Regions from separate parts of the Homo sapiens genome. Here region 2 is linked to region 1. Evidence: read pairs that join two places in POLR2A ChIA-PET (ENCODE). Cell type or tissue: CD4-positive, alpha-beta T cell. All regions are shown on one strand. Links, peaks and the distances in the headings refer to the core of each region. The heading gives the core; the rest is flanking DNA.

Evidence for each region. Peaks named below come from ENCODE experiments on the same cell type or tissue, not always from the same donor. Only the 100,000 strongest peaks of a DNase experiment are listed, where the experiment ranks them.
Region 2: POLR2A ChIA-PET joins it to region 1 with 7 read pairs; 19 of 35 experiments call an interaction of 5 or more read pairs at or near these places.

The regions. Positions count from the first base shown.
Region 1 is chr17:5,046,694-5,056,345 of GRCh38, forward strand. It overlaps LOC105371501 (a long non-coding RNA gene), which reads left to right. Exons shown (of 4, transcript XR_002958101.2): 4 at 6,426-6,689. Among named protein-coding and RNA genes, the nearest start is that of SLC52A1, 16 kb to the left of the region's middle. RefSeq lists an enhancer at 8,861-9,155. In CD4-positive, alpha-beta T cell, for the core only: no CTCF peak of the experiment used is centred there; a DNase peak (open chromatin) is centred at 2,698; H3K27ac peaks cover 1,309 bases.
Region 2 is chr17:4,970,351-4,985,694 of GRCh38, forward strand. It overlaps CAMTA2 (calmodulin binding transcription activator 2), which reads right to left. Exons shown (of 23, transcript NM_015099.4): 4 at 12,626-12,693; 5 at 12,407-12,542; 6 at 11,739-11,810; 7 at 11,328-11,481; 8 at 10,875-11,009; 9 at 9,334-10,271; 10 at 8,154-8,280; 11 at 6,708-6,842; 12 at 4,035-4,150; 13 at 3,235-3,419; 14 at 2,825-2,903; 15 at 2,419-2,641; 16 at 1,882-2,186; 17 at 1-186. LOC124903901 (a long non-coding RNA gene) reads left to right here and starts at 3,364. Exons shown (of 2, transcript XR_007065588.1): 1 at 3,364-3,452; 2 at 4,010-4,331. In CD4-positive, alpha-beta T cell, for the core only: CTCF peaks have their summits at 10,397 and 10,600; a DNase peak (open chromatin) is centred at 10,421.

The DNA.
Region 1 (9,652 bases), core at 1-5,000:
GGGCTTCTTCCTCGACCTCCAAATCTGCTCTGACCGATCTACTGATAAGTGGTGAAACCCTCCCAGGGAGCTTTTCTTGTCCTAGATATTTGTGTGGATTACTTGGTTTGGGTCTGCAGTTTAGAGTGTAGATTGGCCAGGCGCGGTGGCTCACACCTGTAATGCCAGCACTTTGGGAGGCCGAGGCGGGTGGATCACGAGGTCAGGAGATCGAGACCATCCTGGCTGACACGGTGAAACCCTGTCTCTACTAAAAATACAAAAAAAACTAGCCGGGCCTGGTGGCGGGCGCCTGTAGTCCCAGCTAATCGGGAGGCTGAGGCGGGAGAATGGTGTGAACCTGGGAGGCGGAGGTTGCAGTGAGCAGAGATTGCGCCACTGCACTCCAGCCTGGGCAACAGAGCAAGACTCTGTCTAAAATAAATAAATAAAATAAAATAAAATAAAATAAAGTAGAGTGTAGATTTACTTTTGAGACAGGGTCTCGCTCTGTCACCCAGGTTGGAGTGCAGTGGCACAACCACGGCTCACTACAGCCTCGACCTCCTGGGCTCAAGTGATCCTCCTGCCTCAGCCTTCCAAGTAGCTGGGACCACAGGCATGTGTCACCACTCCTGGCTAATTTTTAAAGTATTTGTAGAGACAAGGTCTCTCTATGTTGCCCAGGCTTGTTTCGAACTCCTGGGCTCAAGCAATCCTGTCTTGGCCTCCCAAAGTGCTAGGATTACAGCCATGAGCCATGGCACCCAGCCTAGATTTACTTATTAATTGATGTGGGGTGTGTGTGTGTGTGTGTGTGTGTGTGTGTGTTTTACAAGAAGGAATGCCTTTAGATAGCTTCCTGATTTTCAGAGAACCCTCAGATGTTTTCATATTGGTAGAGTTAATTAGAGCTAGAATAGTAATGCCACTGGGGTTAATAACTATTCGGTCCAGGAGTGAAGTCAGCATCTTAGGATCAATGTGGTTTACGACTTCCTGGAACAAAGACAGTTTTCCACAACAAACCCTCAAACAGATGTAGGTTCTAGTAATAAACATGATCAGACTCAAGGTTTCAAGGTTGCAAAGTGACAATTCTCACAGTTATGAAAATGACCTTTCTAGGAGGAAGGAAAAGCTCCTTGCCCCTTATAGAAAATCAAAACAAACTGAAACCCAGTTTTAGCGGGCCAAGATACAGAATAAGTCAAGATTTAACTTAAATTTTATGGCCACTGGTATGTAAAAATTTCCCCACCTTATTTCTTGTCCTTCTGAAAAACAAAGGCTAATGACTAACCCAGGGCCTTGCATTCTCTAACCATTTCTTTTCTTCTTCTTCTTTTTTTTTTTTTCTGAGATGTTGTCTTACTCTTGTTCCCCAGGCTGGAGTGCAATGGCGCGATCTCTGCTCACTGCAACCTCGGCCTCCTGGGTTCAAGCAATTCTCCTGCCTCAGCCTCCCAAGTAACTGGGATTACAGGCGCACACCACCACACCTGCTAATGTTTGTATTTTTAGTAGAGACGGGGTTTTACCATGTTGGCCAGGATGGTCTTGAACTCCTGACCTCAGGTGATCCACCTGCCTCCGCCTCCCAAAGTGCTCGGATTACAGGCGTGAGCCACCATGCCCGGCCACATTTTCTAACCATTTCAATCTGCATCCAAATTCTTTGGTTTAAAGGGTTTTTTTTTGTTTTGTTTTTTGTTTTGTTTTGTTTTTAAATGGAGTCTTGCTCTTGTCATCCAGGCTGGAGTGCAATGGTGCGATTTCGGCTCACTGCAACCTCCGCCTCCTGGGGTCAAGCGATTCTCCTGCTTCAGCCTCCCGAGTAGCTGGGATTACAGGCGCCCACCACCATGCCCAGCTAATTTTTGTATTTTTAGTAGAGACGGGGTTTCACCATGTTGGTCAGGCTGGTCTTGAACTCCTGACCTCAGGTGATCCACCTGCCTCGGCCTCCCAAAGTGCTGGGATTACAGGCGTGAGCCACCGTGCCTGGCTGGTTTAAATGTTTTTAATTCCACAGGGTGAGGTGGATTTTCTTAGGATGAAAGAGACTGAGGTGCTGAAGTGGGAGGTGGAGAAATAACACAAATAGTGGAGTGAAAGCTGGGCTACAACCCAGTGGAGGGAAAACAAACATGTTCCACATGGATTTCCACCAGGCATGGTGGCTCATGCTGTAATCCAAGAACTTTGGGAGGCCGGGGAGGGAGGATTGCTTTGAGCCCAGGAGTTCGAGGCCAGCCTGGGCAACATGGCAAAACCCCATCTCTACAGAAAAAAAATGCCAGGAGCGGTGGCTCACACCTGTAATCCCAGCACTTTGGGAGGCCGACGTGGGCAGATCACGAGGTCAGGAGACCAAGACCATCCTGACCAACATGGTGAAACCCTGTCTCTACTAAAAATACAAAAATTAGTTGGGTGTGGTGGTGGGCGCCTGTAATCCCAGCTACTCGGGATGCTGAGCCAGGAGAATGGCTTGAACCCAGGAGGCGGAGGTTACAGTGAGCTAAGATCATGCCACTGCACTCCAGACTGGTGACAGAGGAAGACTCTGTCTCAAAAAAAAAAAAAAAAAAAATTAGCCAGGTGTGGTGGTGTGTACCTATAGTCCCAGCTACTCAGGAGGCTGAAGCAGGAGAATCGCTTGAGCCCAGAGGTGGAGGTTGCGGTGAGCTGAGTTCACACCACAGCACCCCAGCCTGGAGCCTAGGAGTTTGAGGCCTCAGTGAGCCCAGATCGCACCACTGCACTCCAGTCTGAGCAACATCCTGTCAAAAAAAAAAAAAAGAAAAGAAAAAAGAAGTAAACATGTTTCTTTGATTTCAATTGTCTATTAACCACAATGAAAGCCTGAAGCTCAAAGCAGCTATTCTTTTGCCTGTTTTTGCTCCCCTACACCACTAATAATTTCTGTTATAGAAACTTTGACTATTTTAAGGCTCCCGGTTATAGCTGTGCTTCTTTTCACAGAGCCTACATCTGGCACCAGACAGAGGCCTGCAGGGAAAGTGAGCCTTCTCAAGCCCTGCATTCTTTCAAAGAGGGGACAAACTACAGACACTCATTTTGGGTGTCTTCCCAGGCACGGGTGCTGAAATTATCCTCTGTTCTGGTGTGGGGCAAGGGTGGGATTGGAGGAAGCTGCCTGGGCAAGCGAGGTCCTCCTCACGCTGTTGCTTGTCACCTTTCAAGGGCATTTATTTTGCTTCTGGTCTGATAAACAAATAATAAGATTTTCCGTGGAGGACTGGACAATCAGAGGAACTTCAAGAGGAGGGGCATATTCCTGCCTTTGGGACACGAGGAAGGAAAGGAGAAAGGAAAAGATAGACTTAGAAAGCTTCACTGCAGGCCAGATGCGGTGGCTCAAACCTGTAATTCCAGCACTTTGGGAGGCCGAGGCAGGTGGATCACCTGAAGTCAGGAGTTCGAGACCAGTGAAAACCCGTCTCTACTAAAAATACAAAAATTAGCCGGGTGTGGTGGCAGGCATCTGTAATCCCAGCTATTCAGGAGGCTGAGGCATGGAATCACTTGAACCTGGGAGGCGGAGGTTGCACTGAGCCGAGATCTTGCCATTGCACTCCAGCCTGGGCGACAAGAGCAAAACATCGTCTCAAAAAAAAACAAAAAAACAAAAACAAAAACAAAAAAAACCACAGCTTCGCTGTGCATCCTTGAGCTGCTTTTCTATTTCAGTTGAATGCATATTGCAGTTTATCATGATCACATGCAAGCGCTGCCCTACAGCTGGGCGGTGAGTTCAGAGCGATTACCATGGAGACTGAGAGAAGATTGCGTATCATCCCCCCAAACAGCATTCCAGCGTGGGAACGCCAAATCCAGATGTGAAGAACACAAACAAACAGTATGCAAAAGTTCAGAAGTTAGACTGTTTTTGAGATTGTGCCATTGGACTACTGAAAAGAGACATAAAGATGCAATTCCAACATATTGTATGATCCTGTTTATATGAAATATATAGAATAGACAAACCTCTAGAAATAGTCTCACCTGTCCAGGCTCAGCTCAGAGTGCCACTCCAGTAAGCACAGACAAGTTAATAAGTCAAAAGATACAGGTTAATCCCAGGCATAGTAGTTCGTGCCTGTAATCCCAGCACTTTGGGACGCTAAGGGGGCGTGGATCACCTGAGGTCAGGAGTTCGAGACCAGCCTGACCAACATGGCGAAACCCTGTCTCTACTAAAAATACAAAATTAGCCGGGCATGGTGGCACATGCCTGTAATCCCAGCTACTCGGGAGGCTGAGGCAGGAGAATTGCTTGAACCCGGGAGGCGGAGATTGTGGTGAGCCGAGATCATGTCATTGCATTCCAGACTGGACGACAAGAGGAAAACTCCGTATCAAAAAAAAAAAAAAGGAAAGAAAGAAAATAAAAGATACAGGTTAGAGACATATCCTATCACTGTGACATTGATAAAGATCATATTGTAAAATGGTGAGGGGGGTGGTATGAAATATTTCATGGGAAATACACATGGCCAATAGACATGTGGAAAAGATGCTCTCCCTGACTGTATATATCAAAGAAAGGCAAATTAAGACATCAGTAGGATACCATTTCTCACTTGAAAAGAAAAGAATATTTTAAAGGCCAGGTGCAATGGCCCATGCCTGTAGTCCCAGCACTCTGGGAGGCTGAGATGGGCGGATCGCAGGAGCCCAGGAGTTCGAGACCAGCCCAAGCAACATGGCGAAACCCCATCTCTACAAAAAATAAAATTTAGTTGGGCATGCTGATGTGCACCTATAGTCCCAGCTACTCAGGAGGCTGAGGTGGGAGGATCCCTTGAGCCCAGGAGGTTGAGGCTTCAGTGAACTGGGGTCACACCACCGTGCTCCAGCCTGGGTGAAAGAGCGAGACCCTGTCTGAAAAAAGAAAAATAATACTTTTCAGATAATTTGATTGGTTGGAATTCAGTGAAAGAATCTCAAACCCTGCTGCTATAAATTGGTAGATGAAGGAGGAATTCAGTTACCAGAAGAGGAACAGAGGCACTGGGTAGGTAAAAGCAACAAGGGCTCATTACAAAGCTTTTCTTATTTTGGTCTTTTTTTTTTTTTTTTTCCTGGATAAGTCTCTTGAAATAGAATTATTGGGTGAAACTGTATGACATAGCTGAGGCTCTTGTAACAGACTGCCAAGTTTCTTTCACAAATGGTGATTCTAATATTCCTTTGCATTAGCAGTACAGGGGTGTGCCCCATGCCACCACTCAAAAACAAGCTTTGAAAATGAAAGATAGGCCAGGCACCGTGGCTCAGGCCTGTAATCCCAGCACTTTGGGAGGCCGAGGCGGGTCGCTTACCTGAGGTCAGGACTTCGGGACCATCCTGGCCAACATGGTGAAACCCTGTCTCTACTAAAAATACAAAAATTAGCCGGGCGTGGTGGTGGGCGCCTGTAACCCCAGCTACTCGGGAGGCTGAGGCAGGAGAATCGCTTGAATCAGGGAGGCAGAAGCTGCAGTGAGCTGAGATCACGCCACTGCACTCTGGCCTGGGCAACAAGAGCGAGACTCCGTCTCAAAAAAAAAAAAAAAAAAAAAGAAAAAAAGAAAAGAAAATGAAAGACAAAATAACACCTATAAGCCAAGTGAATAAAGGGCAACAGGACTACAGATTTTTTTTTTTTTTTTTTTTTTTTTTGAGACTGAGTCTCGCTCTTGTTGCCCAGGTTGGAGTACGGTGGCGTGATCATTAGTCAACACAGCCTCGACCTCCCAGGCTCAGGCAATCCTCCCACCTCAGCCTCCCAAGTAGCTGGGACTACAGGCGTTGCATTACCATATCTAGCTATTTTTTTGTTTAGAAGGATCTCACTCTGTTGCCCAGGCTGGAATCCAATGGTACGATCTCAACTCACTGCAACCTCTTCCTCCCAGGTTCAAGGGATTCTCCTGCCTCAGCCTCCCGAGTAGCTGGGACTATAGGCATGTGCCACCATGCCTGGCTAGTTTTTGTATTTTTAGTAGAGATGGGGTTTCACCATGTTGGCCAGGCTGATCTCAAACTTCTGACCTCAGGTGATCCGCCCACCTCAGCCTCCCAAAGTGCTGGGATTACAGGTGTGAGCCACTGCACCCAGCCAACCAGCTAATTTTTGTAGAGACAGGGTTTTGCCATGTTGCACAGACTGATCTGGAACTCCTGGCTCAAGTGATCCTCCTGCCATGACCTCCCAAAGTGCTGGTCAGATCTCAGCTTGGACACTACACCAAGCCACGAGGAGGTCTCCGGATTTTTGTGCCTCATTTTGGGCAACTGCTAAATGAGGGGCTTGGACTGGCTGATTTTTAAGTTTCTTGTGGCATTAATATTTTATAACTCTATAATAACAGCTTCTCTACAGCTTTGAAAGGTTTGGAACAGAGGAAGAATACCTGACATTTATTTGTTGCCAGGAGCTAGGACAAACTGATACTCAGCGGAAGGAGTCCTGAGAATAAAGAAGTGCAGAAAATGGCTGGTGTCAGTCCACAGATGACCAGACTCGTTCACTGGGACATGTAAGACATCCTTTAGGGGTTTGCACAAATAGCTGGTGAGTACTTTGTCTGGATTTGTGGGTCTACACTGATGAGTGGGGCCAAGAGCCAGAGACACAGAAGCTATGTTTTTGTTTGTTTGTTTGTTTGTTTTTTGAGATGGAGTTTCACTCTTGTTGCCCAGGCTGGAGTGCAATGGCGTGATCTCGGCTCACCACAACCTCTGCCTCCTAGGTTCAAGTGATTCTCCTGCCTCAGCCTCCCGAGTAGCTGGGATTACAGGCGCCTGCCACCATGCCCGGCTAATTTTGTATTTTTAGTAGAGACGAGGTTTCTCCATTTTTGGTCAGGCTGGTCTGGAACTCCCAACCTCAGGTGATCTGCCTGCCTTGGCCTCCCAAAGTGCTGGGATTACAGGCGTGAGCCACCACGCCCAGCAGAAGTTATGTTAATATGCCTGAAACCTAATATGCCCTGCCCAACCCAACTTTCTCACCTGCCAGTAGTACCCTGACTTTCCAGTCATCCCGGCTCAAACCGTGTCCTTTTTGACTCCTTGCTTCTTTTATTTGATTATAGTTACAGCCAGCAAGTCCTAACAGCTTGTTCATTCAACAGATATTCTGGAGCTCCCATTTGCTCAGCCCACACTGATTTCTTTCCTCTTACAGCATTTGCATTTGGTACACTCGGCTTGGCACCTGAGAATACTTTTCTTTTCTTTTTTTTTTTTTTGTTTGAGACAGTCTCCCTCTTGCCCAGGCTGGAGTGCAGTGGCACGATCTTGGCTTACTGCAACCTCCGCCTCCTGTTCAAGCAATTCTCATGCCTCAGCCTCCCAAGTAGCTGGGATTATAGGCATGCACCACCACACCTGGCTAATTTTTTTTTTTTTTTTTTTTTTTTTTTTTTAGTAGAGACGGGGCTTCACCATGTTGCTCAGGCTGGTCTCGAACTCCTGACCTCAGGTGATCCATCTGCCTTGGCCTCCCAAAGTTCTGGGATTACAGGTATGAGCTGCTGCACCCGGCCAGATTTCACTTTTCATTTGAGGTGGGTGCCCCTAAGTGTACTGACTTCACCTCATCTGTAACTCCTCTTAGGCAAGGGTAACATCTCACACCTCTTTGTATCTTTCCCAGGACCTACTTCACAGTCCTGTGTTCCACTGTAGGCCCTCATTCTCTATATTTGTATGTACCTAGATAGTGTGGGTCTAGGCTCTGGGGACAGAGCAGTGAAAAAAAAAACCTAACAATAATCCCTGCCCTCGTGAATTATACAATCAGAGGAGAAAACAAAACAATAATTTAAAAAGTAAATAAAATATGTAGTACGGGCCGGGCGTGGTGGCTTATGTCTTAATCCCAGCACTTTGGGAGGCTGAGGCAGGTGGATCACCTGAGGTCAGGAGTTCGAAACCAGCGTGGCCAACATGGCAAAACTCTGTCTCTACTAAAAATACAAAAATTAGCTGGATGTGGTGGCACATACCTGTATTCCCAGCTACTTGAGAGGCTGAGGCAGAAGAATCGCTTGAATCCAGGAGGTGGAGGATGCAGGAGCAGCCACTCCCGTGCGGGTGACAGAGCGAGACTCCGTCTCAAACAAAAACAACAAAAACAAAAACAAAACAAAACAAAGACAACTGTTTAGAAAATATAAAGTGAGAAAGGGGGCTATAAAGTGTGTGACTGGAGGGAGGTAGGACACTGAACTATTAGATAGGATGGCAGACTTTTGGGTAGAGTATAAAAGAGGTGAAAGAGACATAAGGGCTCTGGAGGAAGAGCATTCTAGGAAGAGAGAATAGGATATGCAAAGGCCCTGAGGAAGGAATACGTCTCATACCATCCCCAGACAGCAAGAACATGGAGGCTGTTTGTTGCATTTCCCGTCCTGCATTACAATAAAAAAAAAAAAAAAAAAAAAAAAAAAAGGCAGGCCTCTAGCAGCTCGAAATAGCCATAACTCATCATCATCACTCATGATAAGAACTCAGCATTTGGCTGGGTGTGGTGGCTCACGCCTGTAATCCCAGCACTTTGGGAGGCCGAGGCGGGCAGATCACCTGAGGTCGGGAGTTCGAGAACAGCTTGACCAACATGAAGAAACCCCGTCTCTACTAAAAATACAAAATTAGCCGGGCATGGTGGTGCATGCCTGTAATCCCAGCTACTCAGGAGGCTGAGGCAGGAGAATTGCTAGAACCCCCGGGAAGTGGAGGTTGCGGTGAGCCAAGATCGCGCCACTGCACTCCAGCCTGGGCAACAAGAGCGAAACTCCACCTCAAAAAAAAAAACAAAAAACCATAGATTTTTAAGGCCTCGGCACTGCCATACTATGACATGGGCCTACCCTGGGTGGTCATTGTCCCATCTTGCACAGCCCCCAACCTCTTCTCTGGAGGACAACGACAGCACAAGAAAGCGCTCTGAAGATGAGCCGCATCACCACTCTTCCAGCTCACCATCGATTTGGAAGCCTAGAGAGGATCGGCCTTTCTAGGACAATAGACGGTTCCTTCTCCTCACCTAGAGTGGCCCTAAGAGGACGAGGGCGCCTCCCTGGTCCTCCAGGGGAGTGTGCATCCCCAGGTGCACAGGGAAACGAGCTCTCATCCTACCACCCTTGGGCTTTTACAGATGCTTTTCTCCCCTTCACTTTCTTTTTCATTTCTTTTCTTTTCCTTTTTTTTTTTTTTTTTTTTTTTTTAATTTTTGAGACAGAGTTTCGCTTTTGTCACCCAGGCTGGAATGCAATGGCACGATCCCGGCTCACTGCAACCTCTGCTTCCGGGTTCAAGTGATTCTCCTGCCTCAGCCTCCTGAGTAGCTGGGACTACAGGCACCCGCCACCATGCCTGGCTAATTTTTTTGCATTTTTAGTATAGACGGGGTTTCACCGTGTTAGCCGGGATGGTCTTGATCTCCTGACCTCGTGATCCGCCTGCCTCGGCCTCCCAAAGTGCTGGGATTATAGGTGTGAGCCACCGCACTTGGCCTCTTTCTTTCTTTTTTTGGAGTTTTGCTCTTGTTGACCAGGCTGGAGTGCAATGGTGTGATCTTGGCTCACCACAACCTCTGCCTCCCGGGTTCAAGTGATTCTCCTGCCTCAGCCTCCCGAGTAGCTGGGATTACAGG
Region 2 (15,344 bases), core at 7,624-12,623, 69 kb before region 1:
TGAGCTGGGGAAATGGTCCACATTCTCCAGGTAGCTGGCCAGCCAGGACATGGTCTCACTGAGCCCCACAGCCCCTGTCCGCTCCCGCATTGAGGCTCCAGCCTCGGGCAGCCCCACGAAGTCCTCTCGTTTAATCCGCTCCGGTGTGGCTTCGATGATCTGCTTGGCTAGTGAGATCATGTCCACCTGGAAGAAGGGAGAAGCTGAGTGAGTCCTTAGGGGCCCCAGCTGCCAGCTGTAACCTCAGTCCATTCCTATCTTGTTCCTTCTCTCCCTGCCAGGTGCTGCTAACCCTGTCTTTCTGGGCCACTGTTCCAGACTCATTCATTTATACTGATGGGGCTCCCACTTGGGGGTCCCTCTGTGCTGAGATGCTATGGAGAATATAGGATAAAAAGGAGATACTCCAAGTGGGGATTCAAAGCTGAACAAATGGAGGACTTGACACCCTTTCAGGCCAACCATCCACTGTCCTACCTGGGCCTGCCCCATGCCAGCTGACCAGCACATGCTCCCCATAGGCTTGGCTGTGCCCACCCCCAGCTCCCTTTCAACTCTCCAAGAACCATTCCAACACTTGCCAACTACTACCCGGATGAATGGCTCCAGTCTGGCCTTTGCTCCAGCCCTGAAGCCTATACTCCAGCACTTCCTGCTGGACACACTCAACACAACCTACTTGTGGAGTTCCCTAAGTTTTTTGTACTTAAAGTGCCACCCACTTACTCCATTAGTCTCTCTAAAGCAGGTATGTCCCCAGTCTCTATCAGAGAAGTACAAGGCTATACTTGAAGATTCACTTTCATTCCACAAGACTTTCTTAGCTTTATCATGTGCAAGCCTCCTTCCTGCATCAGATCACTGCCAAATACCCTCATCTTGCCAGCCTTACCTCTCCACACAACTCCCAGCTGCCCTCCGTCATCTTGGTTCTCCTAGAACCTTGTCCCTACATAGATCAACGGTTAACTCCTACAAACCAGCTCTAACTGAAGATATTCCCTAGAATTTTTGTTATAGAGACAGGGTCTCTTGTCCAGGCTGGAATGCAATGGCACAGTCAGCTCACTGCAACCTCATATTCCTGGGCTCAAGGGGTTCTCCTACCTCAGCCTCCCAAGTAGCTACAACTACAGGTGTGTGCCACCATGCCTATTTTTAAAAAATTATTTTGTGTAGAGATGGGGTCTTGTTATGTTGGCCAGACTGGTCTCAAGCCCCTGTTCTCAAGTGATCCTCCCACCTCGTTCTCTGAAAGTGATGGGATTACAGGGGTGAGCCACCGCACCCAGCCAGAATATTTTTTAATGCTTTTTATATTTTAAATCTTACTATTTTGTCTTTTTTTTTTTTTTTTTGAGACAGTCTCAGTCTGTCACCCAGGCTGGAGTGCAGTGGTGCAGTCTCGGCTCACTGCAGCCTGTGCCTCCTGGGTTCAAGTGATTCTTGTGTCTCAGCCTCTCAAACAGCTGGGATTACAGGCACATACCACAGTGCCCAGTTAATTTTTGTATTTCTTGTAGAGAGGGGGTTTCGCCATGTTGCCCAGGCTGGTCTCAAACTCCTGGCCTGAAGTGATCCACCCGCCCTGGCCACCCAAAGTGCTGGGATTACAGGCGTAAGCCACCAAGCCCGGCCAAATTTTTTTTTTCCAACATCTGTATTGTGGGACCAGCCAGAATTTTCAACCTCCGCTGCCTCATGACTTCCAAGTCACATGGTCTAAAAGGAGCTAAGCAAAAGGCTACCTTGCCTGTCCCAAAATGAAGTAAATAGGCCCTTCCTAAACTGAAGCCAGACTTTGATTCTGCTTCATGGAAGTCGGCCTCACCCTTCCTACTCCACTTCTAGCCCCCATAACTCCATCAATATAAGCAGTACCGGGATCACATCCACAGCCTGTGGGCTGTCAGCGTCCTCTGGAGCAGCCCCATCATCTGAAGCTGGTGGGAGGGCAGGAAGGGAGGAGAGGGGCCCCTTGGAGTTGGTAGCCTCATAGTCCATGAGGAGTAGGGGGGCTTCTGGGACACCAGAGGAAAGCTGGCCTGGGGCCATGTCCTCCATAGTCATCTCAGAGGCTGGCAGAGGTGCAGGGGGGGGACTGCCATCTGGGGCACTAGAATAGGCTGACGTGACGGAAAAGGTGCCATCCGACAGCTCCGAGGGCGAGGAGACGCTGCTCAGACCTGTGTGGGGAGGGAAGAGAGTGAGGGCAGCCGGAGCCACGGCCATCCCTCGCTCAAGTCTCCTGCCTTCCCCATCCTGTTCTCGGTCCCCGTCTGTTCTTGCTTCTGTTATCTCCCATCCCTGCCTCTGTGGTTTGTCTCCTCTCTTACTCGTTTCCCACACCCTTTGGCTTTGTCCTGGCCTATCCTCCTACCTACATCCCTCTCTCCAAAAGATTAGGGCCACCCTCACCAGTGTCTGGGCTGGAGGAGGGTGGCGATAGGGCAAATGGGGGCTCCACCGAAGGCTCCTGTCTCTGTAGTTCCTCAAGGCAGCGGGCAAGGCGCACATGACCCCGGGAATGAGCCACAGACAATGGCAGACGGCCCAGAGAGTCGGGAATGCTCAGTGCCTGTCGGTTCCAACGGAAAAGGAGCACAGCAGCTTCCAGGTGTCCCAGGGCACAAGCCCACATCTGAGGAAGGGGGCGGGACAGGCGGAGACGGAGGTGGAGGTGAGGCCAGGGGCTCTTCCTCCAGGTAGTCAGGTCTTCAGGCCCCAGCCCACCCCACTCCCTGCATTCCTCAGGATCTTCCTTTTCAAGGGCTGTTCCCATTGCTCCCTGCCCCATATGCGCTCAGGAATCCGTCATCCTCACCAGAGGGGTGCAAGAGAAATGATCCACGTTGAGCGGGTCAACCTCCTGCTCTAAGTCCAAGCTTCCAGTCTCCACACTCCTGGAGGGTTTGGGAGAGAGACAGCAGAGCCCAATGAGGGAAAAAGTGGGCAAAGCAGGAACATCAGAAGTAAAGGCACTAGGAGGCAAGCTGTACAGGGCCGGTGGGAAGAGGCAGTCAAGGACACTAGCTTAAGGAGGTCAAGAAGTCAAAGTGTTGTAAGTCAGGATATGAAAGTTCCCCAAAATATAAGTCCTCTCCCAACCCCCTCCCTTCCCACAATGACCCCAACTCCCTCTTGGTAGGGCCCCAGGTCCTCCAATTCCTCTTCAGTCCCCTGACACTTCTGTCCCAGAGGCTGCCCAGCCCTCACCCAGCTGCCCTTGCTCACCGCCACTGGCTCAGGGTCTCGATGAGGCGGGCATAGCCCTGGGCAGCAGCCAGGTGCAGAAGGCTCATGCCCCGGAAGGGGCTTCCATGGGCCAGACGTTCAGGACCCTTCCAGGTGGAGCGTGGGATCATGCTTTCTACCAAGACCACTACCCGTGCTTCGAACCCAGGCCCCTGGCCTTCATCCTGCGATATACACACTCTTAGGCAGAGACCCAGGTATCTACTCCCCTGGCTTGAGGTGGCCTTGGCCACCTCACATCTGTCCTCCCAGCTTCTAATTTTGCCCCCTCCCCACATGTCCCACTCTAGGATCCCATCAGTTGAAGTTCCTCTGTGGCCTGTGTCTCTTGCTCCCACAGCCACTTCCTCCAGCAGCCAGACCTCACACAATCTTGCCCATGTGCCTTCCCATCAGCTCAGATTAGTGCCATGTTCACACATGGCTTCTCCCCCTCAGAAGCCAGAGCCTTCTCTGAGCCTTAGCCCTCTTCTTTCAGAAACTTGGGACCCACAGAGATCTGAGCCCCAGTGCTCCTGACCCCTCCCCCGCCCTCTCCTTCACCTCCACCCTTCTTCAGACCAGAAATAGTCTGAAGCCCGTCATGCCAAGAGGGTGCCCAGAATAGCCACTCTTGCCACAAGGTGGGGATGGGAACAGGGTGACGTCAGGGAGAGGGAAGACAGGCTGAGGAGGCTGGGGACAGGAGAGGGAGGAGAGTCATGGGCACTAGATGTTTTCTTTAGCTGTGTCCTCCCCCTGCTCCCCACCGTAGACCACCTCCCTCCTCACAGAAGTACCTGAACTGGAGGAGCATCAGGACCCTGGCAAGGCACCTGCCCAGCTGCTGCGATCTCTGCCATCCGCTTCTCCATCTGCTCCAGTCGCTCTAGTATGGACATCCGGAACTGGTTGTCTGAGGGGGAACGGGTATGGGAGGCTGAGTGGGCAGTCTAGGTGATGCCCTGAACACCAAAAGTAGACCTGTCCCAAGATCTGGGGATGAGGACACAGAACCATATTCTTTTATCTTCCCCAAAACAACAGCTCCTTTACCCCTTCACCTAAATAAAGCCCACCAGGACTCAGTCCTTAAACTAGGGCTGTTAATACTACCCACTGATCTAGAACCCAGATCTGGAACCAAAACTGTTTCCTTCAAGGTACAGAGGTAGTAGGATTCCCAAATGGTCATCCAGCCTCCAGATGTCCCAAATCCCACCCGTACACACTCTTCCCCCCAGCCTTTTCCTAGGCAAAATGTTCTGTCAATTTTTGCAGCAGACACTACCTTTGTCCCCCATGGTGAAGGTGAAGGATTCCAGGGTCCCTCCCTTTTAATAACCACTGCCCCAAAAAGCTCAGGGACTGTGATTTGAAAAGTACCTCCCCTTCCTCCCAGCCCCCCGCAGCTGTCCACAAAGACGATGGTGGGGGACGGAAGGTGACAGAGATGGATAGCCATATAGCCATGTCCATTTCTCCTCCTCCTCCTCCCCGCCCCATATACAAATACGCACGTACACACATATCCCCCCAAGCTATATCTGTCCCCTCCTGAGATCAAACAAGGACAAGAAGGGGAGGCAGGAGGGGATCAGAGCTGTAGGAAAACAGACACAAACGGTGAAGGTTGGAGATGTTCTGAGATGCCAGGATAGAAGGGGATGAAGGTACACAGGTGATAGGAGGACAGAGAATGATGAACAGAAACCCAAGGAAAACAAAGGGAGGAGAGAGAGCAAAAAAGATAAAGTGAAGGAGAGGAGAGAAAGGACAAAGGAGGGCTGGGGGAAAAGTGCCAAACAAGCAGTAAGAAAGGACGATAAAAGACAGGCAAGTTAAGATATTGGTTCAAGAAGAAATGGAAAGAAGAGGGATGGAAGAGACTCATAGGAGAGACGGTAAAACGTAGATTAGACAGGGACAGAGAAATAAGGTGATGAACAGTCACAGGGCAGGACAGAGACAGAACAGGACTGAGAGGCCTGGCCAGATCCCAAGGTAGGCAGACTCAAGTCAGAGACAAGCAACCCAACACACTCGGGCTTTGTGTGGGGTCCAGCTCCAAGAGTGAGGCGAAACTAAGGACCAGAGCTCCGGAGAGAGAGAAGTAAGGACAGAGGGAGACTAAGATAACACAGATGGCAGCAGAACTGAGAGAAGCCAAGAGGCAACAACAAAGACACCAAGAGGAAGAGATAGAGAAAAGCTAACCTTGAGAAAGCAGAAAGCAGCAGGTGCAGACAGAAACAATGTTCAAGGCCACAAGAGAGAGAACCAGTAACAGGAACAAAAACTCCCAGATTTAAATAAATAAATACACACACACATAGATACACGTATGTATGTGCCTCTATGTTTGTGTTAGTACACCATGTTATTAGCAATGGATATCACTGAGAAGTAGTAGTATAGGAAATTTTTTTCTTTTTTTTTGAGACGGAGTCTCGCTCTGTCGCCCAGGCTGGAGTGCAGTGGCACAATCTTGGCTCATTGCAACTTCCGCCTCTCGGGTTCAAGCAATTCTCCTGTCTCAGCCTCCTGAGTAGCTGGGACTACAGGCACCCACCACCACGCCTGGCTAATTTTTGTATTTTTAGTGGAGACAGGGTTTCACCATATTTGCCAGGCTGGTCTCAAACTCCTGACCTCAGGTGATCCACCCGCCTTGGCCTCCCAAAGTGCTGGGATTAGAAGCACGAGCCACCGCGCCCAGCCAGAAATTTTTATTTTCTATTTTGTGCTTTTGTGTAATTTCCAAATTTCTGTTAATGAACACGTCTTTATATCAGAAAAGGAAAAACAATAGAAATTTAAATATATAAGTACAGCCGGGTGTGGTGGCTCACGCCTGTAATCCCAACACTTTGGTAGACCAAGGCGGGGTGGATTGCTTGAGGTCAGGAGTTTGAGACCAGCCTGGCCAACATGGCGAAACCTCATCTCTACTAAAATCACAAAAAATTAGCCAGGCTTGGTGGCAGGCACCTGTAATCCCAGCTACTTGGGAGGCTGAGGCAGGAGGATTGCTTGAACCCAGGAGGTGGAGGTTGCAGTGACCTGAGATCGCGCCACTGCAGTTCAGCCTGGGAGACAGAGCAAGACTCCGTCTCAAAAAAGAAGAGAAAAATAAATAATAAATAAGTACATAAACTTGTGCATAGCACCTATATATTGCTCTAGACCCTGTCCCTGCCCTGCCTCTTAGCCTTCCTTGTCTAGATTCCACCCTTTGGGATGGAGAAGGCAGGTCAAGAACTGGTATAAAAATGACCCCAAGATTTATGGGGAAGAGGAGGTAAGGGAAGTTTGCTGCCACATTTAGAAATCACTAATGAAATAGGAATTGAAAAAAAAAAATGGTAAAGTGGGGGCTCAGTGATGGCCACCTGAACCCTGAGTGGTCTAGGAGCATGTCATGCTTAAAGGCTGTGGGCTGGATACTTGGGTTCAGAGGGCTGGGTACTCACCGTCCAGTGACAGCCAGTCAAGTTGAGTACTAGGCAGAGACAGGAATCGGCGGGCTCGATACTCAAAGAGCACAGAAGCAGAAAGGGGCCCCTCCCGCCCTGCCACCTGCAAAGACACCAGCCCTACCTCATGGGCTGGAGAGGGTAGGATCAGCGAGAAGGGCTCTCTTTCCCTGGCTCCTTCTCTGGCTACCTGTGTCAGCCACAGACAATTATTCCATAGTTATTTCCCCTACTGCCCTGCTGTGGGCCAAGAGGCCCCTGGCTTCAGTGGCCTTGGCACTAACTGGGAAGGGAGTCCATTTGTTTGAGAACTTAATACGTACTATGGGCCAGAGATCCCTTGGATTCTAGACCCTGTAGTTGAAGATATTTGTTATTCAGCAAGAAGGTTTGGAAACTGAGGGTCAAGAGACTAGTTATGAACAATTTGATGTTGGAAAATCCTCTTGATCCCCGGATCAGAGTCTGGAAGTTATGACCCTGTTACTGAGATGGAGGAAAGGGGAGCTAGCCGCTCATGAACAGTGTCCAGTGGCCATAAGCATGGAACCAGCAGGCCCTGATCCTAAGACCAGGTGCTGAGACTTTTTCTCCCAGTCCCCAGATTCTCTGGTCTCATCCCCTTTCCTTACACACATGCTGGATGCTGCTGTAGAGACTGGGGGAGAACACACTCGTAGACAGCAAAGCTGCCAACCTGTCACTTTGGTGGTCCTTGAGGTCCCCTAGTAAGGCTGATTTTTGAGTGTAGGGTAAGGGCAAAGCTGGTGGCAAAAGGGCAGAGATGAACCTTGGCAATGAAGTCTAGACCAGTGCTGTCCAATAGAACATTTCTGCAGTGACAAGAATGTTCTATATCGTCACTATCCAATAGGGTAACACGAGCCATGTGTGGCTACTGAACACTTGAAACATGGTCAGTGAGACTGGGGAAGTGAATTTTAAGTATTCTTTAACTTTAATTAATAGGCACATGTGGCTAATGGCTACCATACTGGACAGCACAGTTCTAAAAGCCAATGTCCTTCAGTCCCAAGACTGGTTAGAGGAAACCCACATTTCTTCTTTCTCATTCCCCCTGGATTGGAGTTGGAGACTCTGGCTCTAAGCCAGAAAGCCTGGACAGACATTAGAAATCCCTTTGGTCAATGCCTAACCTTACAGGAGAGGAGGCCAAGGACCTCAGGAAGGATCAGACTCATCTGAGGTCACTGGTTAGCTAAGGAGTAGACTTCTTGGACCAGAACCTCGATCTTCTGACACCTAAGTCTGGGCTCTTCTGCCTGCTGGGAGAGCTTGGGGCTCAACCTCAGGACTGGATGAAGTCCTTGTGCTCTCAAAACAACCCATTTGTTCCCAGTGCTTTCTGGAAGCCTGGAGGTCCTGATCTGTCCTAACTGCCCACATGTCAGTCCCTCCCCCTACGGTTCCCAATCCTCATACCGGGACAGTAGCAGCGTAAGACACCAGGCTGGACAAGTGAGGCTGGCACTGCGATGTGATCAAAGACACAGGAGTAATGCTCGGCGGCTTCGGTCCAAGGACCTGTGATGAGCACCTTGACCCCACCCTGCAGACAGAAGTCAGAGACCATGTGACTGGAGTTGGGCGTTCATCCCCTCACTCATTCATTTATTCAGACCCTTACAGGGTATCTACTATATGGCAGGTCCTGTGCTAGAGTCTGGGGGTCCAGGGATAGACAGGACCCAGTGGGGTGAGGTCAGTGAGTCTATCTCTCCCCAACATTCCTGCCAAGTGGTTGCCTGGTCTCTACCTGAATCTGCCAGTAGCTGGGAATTCAGGGCCTCCCCCAAAGCTACCACAGAGCTGTCACCAGAAGGAAGTTCTGTTCTTGGGCTAATTCACCCCCACTGTACTTCCTCCTTTTCCTCTCAAAGGCAGCATAAAACAGAACTTCTCCACTGCTGAAGACAGTCTTTCAGCTACTCAAAGTCTGCAATCACATCCCTGATGTTTCTTTTCTTCTCCAGGCTGCACAGCCCCAATTCCCTACCCCTGAAAACAGTCAGGAAGGGAATGAGGTCCTAGGAGACTCCAGAAACCATGCTAACACATGGAAGGGAGAGGAACAGAAAAAAGGTTAAGTTGCTGAGGACTCTGGAAACAGGAAAGCAGCTTCACTCTACATAAAAAAAGAGATTGGCGGCTGGGCACGGTGGCTCACACCTGTAATCCCAGCACTTTGGGAGGCCGAGGCAGGCAATCACCTGAGGTCAGAAGTTTGAGACCATCCTGGCCAACATGGTGAAACCCCATCTCTACTAAAAATACAAAAATTAGCCGGGCGTGGTGGCGGTCACCTGTAATCCCAGCTACTCAGGAGGCTGAGGCAGGAGAATCGTTTGAACCCGGGAGGCGGAGGTTGCAGTGAGCCAAGATTGTGCCATTGCACTCCAGCCTGGGCAACAAGAGCGAAACTGTCTCAAAAAAAAAAAAAAAAAAAAAGAGAGAGATTAGGTAGAGGACTAAGAAGCCTAAGAAGCCATGAAAACTGAGGGAAACTAGGTCACAGACCACGGGGTAAGAGTTAATACAATTTGTTTTGGGGAGTCAGAAGACAAATAGGAGGGAGGAGGGAGGAGGTAAGCCTGAGTCTCACCTCTGGGTAGGACCACTCTGGGGAGAAGTCTGTGATGGTGCTAAGAGCAGGAGACAGCTGGGGGGTCGGAGCAGGGATGCTTGGAGCTTCGTCACTGATGAGTTCTCCCATAAGGTCTGGGAATGATGAAAGACTGAAGGGCTCCAGTTCACTGGCCCCAACAGGTCCTCCAAACAAGGCCTCTCCTCTTCCTACCCTGCTTGACGGCTCCAAGGGGGCAGGTGAGGGTGGGGGTGAGGGAGGGGGTGAAGGTATGGGTGGGGCAGCCCCGTGACCCTTGAGCTCCTCCCCACTGTCATCATCTTGGATGAAGAAGCAGTTTCCTCTTCTCCCACCTGCTACTGACTGTGGTGGGGGACCCCGAGCAGCTGCCTGGGGCTCCAGGGCAGCAGCAGGCTCTAGGGCAGAACAGGGGGTATGAGCGGCCTCTGCCTCGGGGAAGTCTGGGCTTACTCCCTGCCCCCCTCCATATGTCTGGCCCCTCTGGGGGCTGTTGAGAAAACGATCAGGGTCAAAGGCAGGACTGGGAGGAGCTGGTGGGGCAGAAGGCTCAGTGCCTACAACCACTGCCAAACTCATGGAAGGCCTAGGATCAGCCTGTGGAGCCAAGTGCCTGGTGGGCGTCAAGCCTCCAGCCCGCTGCTCCAGTCCTGTCAGGAGGAGGATAGCAGTGCCTCCTCTTGAAGAACCCCCTCGAGAAGTGGGAGGGCTAGGTCTGATTTCTAGGGGCTCTGCAAAACCTGATGAGGAGGAAGAAGAGGAAGAAGATGGGGAGGTGTGTGCCTTGGGGAGCTCTGGGGGAAGTGGGGCTATCAGTGGAGGAGGCTCTGGGGGGTGAGCGTGGGGGATAGAGGTCAGGGTTAAAGCTCGGGGCTCCACTTTGGGAGAGATGATGCGGTGTTTCGTGCTGCTGCATTTGTGGGTAAGGCTCCCAGAACCTGGAGTGGAGAGGAGTAGGAGGGAGAGGAGATAAGACACATCATTCCGCACCTTCTCTACCTTGAGGCCCTTAAAAGTATTTCCTGGGACGTCCCTATAAACCAGAGGTGTAATACTGATTGTAGCCACTGGGAGGCATCAGAAATGTCTGTTCTCTACCCCTACCCTTTATTCCCCCTCCCCCTCTCCATTTCCCCTCAAAACAAGCAGGACCAGAGGAACGCTCCAGAGAACTGAGGGCTTGGGAGAGTAGCTAAAAGCAAAAGTTAAAGGCATAGGAAAAGGACAAAAGAACAGAACCAAGGGGGTGCCAACTAGGAGGAAGGCTAAGGCTGGGTGTCACTGGTGGTGCTGAGGGGACAGGAATTGCTGAAGGTAGAAGACAGGAAGGGCAGAGGCTGCCATGACAGCTGAGTGCAAGGCTGATTCCGAGCCAGTGTGCACCCAGATGGGAACGTCTGTTCATCTGGCCCATCTTTCTGGGACATGCAAAAGACTTGCAAATCAGCATGCAAATCCCATCAAGATGGATATCCCCCTGGCTTGCGTAAGAGCAGTGTGGCTAGGTGGGAAGACAGCCAAAAGGTCAGGGAGTAACTTACCAAGCCCCCCACTGCAGAGACAGGCGTGGGTTCGGGGAGCAGGCTTGGTTGGGTGGGTGTCCAAAATCTGCTGCACCAGGTGTTCTACAGAGAACTCTTCTGTTCCATTCCCGCAGCTCCACTTGATGCCATGAACTAGAGAAGTTAGGGGGAAGTGCTGTGGGATCCCCACGAAACAGGCCCCAGAGTACCTTGATGGCTCCTCCAAGCACCTGACATGCTTCAAGACTTCTGGCCAGGTGAACAGAGGCCAGCAGCCTCAAGACTGCTCAGATATGTTGCTTTAGTCCTTTCTCCGTATTCTAATACCTGAGAACACACCGGGAATCCTAGCACCCTCCCAGCTTGGAGGGAGATGATCAGCCCTCAGGCTTTGGGTCCAGAACCATGGCCCCTCTGGGAGCCCTGTTTCTACTCTCCCCTTGGAGCTCTATCCCCACCCTGCTGCCTTACACATGGGCTTCAGCTGTCCCAACAACTCCTCCCGGGACCACTTCAGCCACTCTCGACGGTCGCTGCTGATGGAACAAAAGATGGGGCTGCAGCCCTTTCCACAGTCCTCCAGGGCTGGGACGTTCAGGTAGTGCACAAGGACGATGTCAGGGTTCTGAGAGTATAAGGGGACACACAGAGCCATGGGGTCCTGAGGTCCAGGGGCTTGGCTTCCTAATCCTCACTTTCTTCCTGGGCACCCTCCTAACCTCGCCCCCAATTTCTGACTCTCTCCATCCCCAAGCCCCTTTCTCTTCTTCCCAGGCTCCTTTCCTCACTCAGAACTCAGCCATCCTTTCACTTCCTTCTTTCAGACCCGTGTCCCTCAAAGAGTCAGGAAGAGGGTGGCTCCCTGGGCTCTTCCGTCCTTACCTGGAGCAGCCAGTAGCAGCGCCGATGGAATGTGGGGACGATGGAAGAGTGAACGTAGCAGCCATAGAGACACTGCCAGGAGACAGGCTGGGGTGGGGGGAGGGCTAGTCTGCTCCCCAACTCTTCCTCTGTTCAGTCCCTTTGCAGGAATCCCAATCTTTCCACCAGTTCCTCTTCAACCCTTCCCCCACCCTCGCCCCCACCTATTCCCCACCCCTTTTGAATCCCAGCCACCCTGAGTCATAGATGAGCAGTGGGGCTGGGGCCTTATAGTGAGGACCAGATTTGAGATACGGGACTATCTAGAAACCAGAGGGCAGAGCAAGAATGCATCTGAGATGAGGGGCAATGATTTGGGGAAGAGAAACCTGTGCTGAGAGCATCATTGCTGGGATCCCTGAGGGAAACACAAGAGCAGTGAGGGGCCTGGGCATCAGTGTTCTGGAAGGGAGGCATGGCCTACGGCCTGGATAGTTGAGTCACGGAGGGAAATGGGAAGTGGAGAGTGGCCAAAGCAATGTCAGCCGACCCAAAGTGAGTGAGAAGGGAAGAGTAACTGGGAGGGGACTGAGGTGGACAATGCCACCAAGCCCAGGTCGGGCTAGAGCCCAGCTAAGGGTGGAGGAGGGCAGGCTCGGGAAGATGAGCTGAATATCTGACTCTCTTACCTCCATGCCCTGGACCTTCAGCTTCATGTGGTCCTCTCGGGTGGTCTTCCCATCCTTCCGCTTCTTCCAGAGGTAACCATCCTTCCGATATTTCACCTTCTTGCGATTGTAGAGGATGATGGAGCCATTCTGAGGCCTGGGAAGGGAAGGGTTGCCCTGGAGTTCTGTGAACAGAACCCAGGACCCCTGCCACTCCCCCATGTTCTCAAACTTTCTCACCTTGTCTTTGGGGCACAAGACAGCCACTCATCATGCTTCTCAAAGGTGATCAGGTAGGATGCAATCTCCTGTAGGAGAGGAGGCACTCAGCTGGGCATCTCCTTCACAGAGAGTCTCAGCCTGGCCTCTTGGTCATCCTGTCAGTGTCTCACTCTCTGCTGAGTTCTGGCAGCTAGTGGAGGATGCTTCTAGGTATCTGGACCCAGCAAGACCCACTGCCCTCCTAAGAACCCTTCTTTTGTCCTAAGACAAAAGTCTAACATTTTTTTGTGAATTATTTTACTCTCCAAAAATCTCATTCCTGTGCCCCTTTTTTTTTCTTTTGAGATGGAGTTTCACTCTTGTTGCCCAGGCTGGAGTGCAATGGCGCGATCTCAGCTCACTGCAACCTCTGCCTCCCGGGTTCAAGCAATTCTCCTGCCTCAGCCTCCCGGGTAGCTGGGATTACAGGCATGCGCCACCATGCCCGGGTAATTTTGTATTTTTTTTAGTAGAGACAGGATTTCACCATGTTGGTAAGGCTGGTCTCGAACTCCTGACCTCAGGTGATCCACCCGCCTTGGCCTCCCAAAGTGCTGGGATTACAGGCGTGAGCCACCGTGCCCAGACTTTTTTTTTTTTCTTTTGAGGCAGAATCTTACTCTGTCACCCAGGCTGGAGTGCAATGGCATGATCTCAGCTCACTGCAACCTCCGCCCCCCAGGATCAAGCAATTCTCTTACCTCAGCCTCCAGAGTAGCTGCGATTACAGGCACTTGCCACCGTGCCCAGCTAATTTTTGTATTTTTAGTAGAAACGGGGTTTCACCATGTTGGCCATGCTGGTCTTGAACTCCTGACCTCTGGTGATCCGCCTACCTCAGCCTCTCAAAGTGCTGGGATTACAGGCATGAGCCACCACTCCTGGCCTCTGTGCCCCTTCCTGACTCAAAAAATTTCAGTGGTTTGACACTGCCAGGAATTTCAGATTATTTATTTATTTATTTATTTTTTTGAGACAGAGTCTCGCTCTGTCACCCAGGCTGGAGTGCAGTGGCGCCATCTCGGCTCACTGCAAGCTCTTCCTCCTGGGTTCATGCCATTCTCCTGCCTCAGCCTCCTGAGTAGCTGGGACTACAGGCGCCCACGACCACGCCCGGCTAATTTTTTGTATTTTTAGTAGAGACGGGGTTTCACTGTGTTAGCTAGGATGGTCTTGATCTCCCGACCTCGTGATCCACCCGCCTCAGCCTCCCAAAGTGCTGGGATTACAGGCGTGAGCCACTGTGCCTGGCAGGAGTTTCAGATTCTTTAGCCTGACTCCAAGGTTCTTCCCAACAAGGGATCAAACTTTCACTGTTCCCACTATTTACCCATATTGCTCCTACAATTCCTGCCAGATGGATCCATTGATTCCTTCCTGAACATGCTTTGAATAGTTACCTCCTGCATGTTAGTGCCCTACAAGGCAGGTACCATGTGCACACCTCTCCATATCTGGAAATCATAGCCATTCTATAAACCAAACCCCTTTTCAGATGCTCCATGAAGCCCTGCTGACCACACTGGACCTTCCTAAACGCTCTATAGCACTTACAACAATCACACATACACACATACACGCATCGTTTTACTGACAGTCCTCTTCTGACATCAAATTGATAAATATCAACAACCAACTACATACAAGGCAGTAAGTATGCAGAATACAGAAAATGTGTAACACAAGGACTGTGCCTCCTCCAGAAAGAGCCAGTATCAGTGGTGGTTAATAACAAAGGTTCCAGCCGGGCGTGGTGGCTCATGCCTGTAATCCTAGCACTGTAGGAGGCCGAGATGGGCGGATCACTAGGTCTAGAGTTCGAGACCAGCCTGGCCAACATAGTGAAACCCCATCTCTACTAAAAATACAAAAATTAGCCAGGTGTGGTGGCGTGCCTGTAGTCCCAGCTACTCCGGAGGCTGAGGCAGGAGAATGGCGTAAACCTGGGAGGCAGAGCTTGCAGTGAGCCGAGATCGCGCCACTGCACTCCAGCCTGGGCGACAGAGCGAGACTCCATCTCAAAAAAAAAACAAACAAAAATTAGCCGGGCGTGGAGGCACATGCCTGTAATCCCAGCTACTTGGGAGGCTGAGGCAGGGGAATCACTTGAATCCAGGAGGCGGGGGTTGCAGTGAGCCAAGATCGCGCCATTGTACTCCAGCCTGGGCAACAAGAGCGAGACTCCGTCTCAAAAAAAAAGGCCCTGGAGTAAGTTAGATAAACTATGAGGTAAATCAGTTTCCTCATCAATAACATAGGAGCAATAACAGGGCTTGCTCTATAGAACCGTTAGAGGATTAAATGAGACAAGGCAGGCCAAATGTTTAGCACGGTGCCCAGTATGTAAGGAATACTTTACTGGCAGTAGCTTTTGTTTTTACCCAGGTGGCTATGCCACAGAAAAGAGGGCTCCTTCAAGATCCATGTCTTTTTGTTTTTGTTTTTGAGACGGAGTCTCACTCTGTCACCCAGGCTGGAGTGCAGTGGCGTGATCTCAGCTCACTGCAGCCTCCGCCTCCCTGGCTCAAGTAATTCTCCCGCCTCAGCCTCTCGAGTAGCTGGGATTACAGGCGTACATCACCACGCCTGGCTGCTTTTTGTATTTTTAGTAGAGACGGGGTTCCACCATGTTTGCCAGGCTGGTCTTGAACTCCTGACCTCAGATGATCCACCCGCCTCAGCCTCCCAAAGTGCTGGG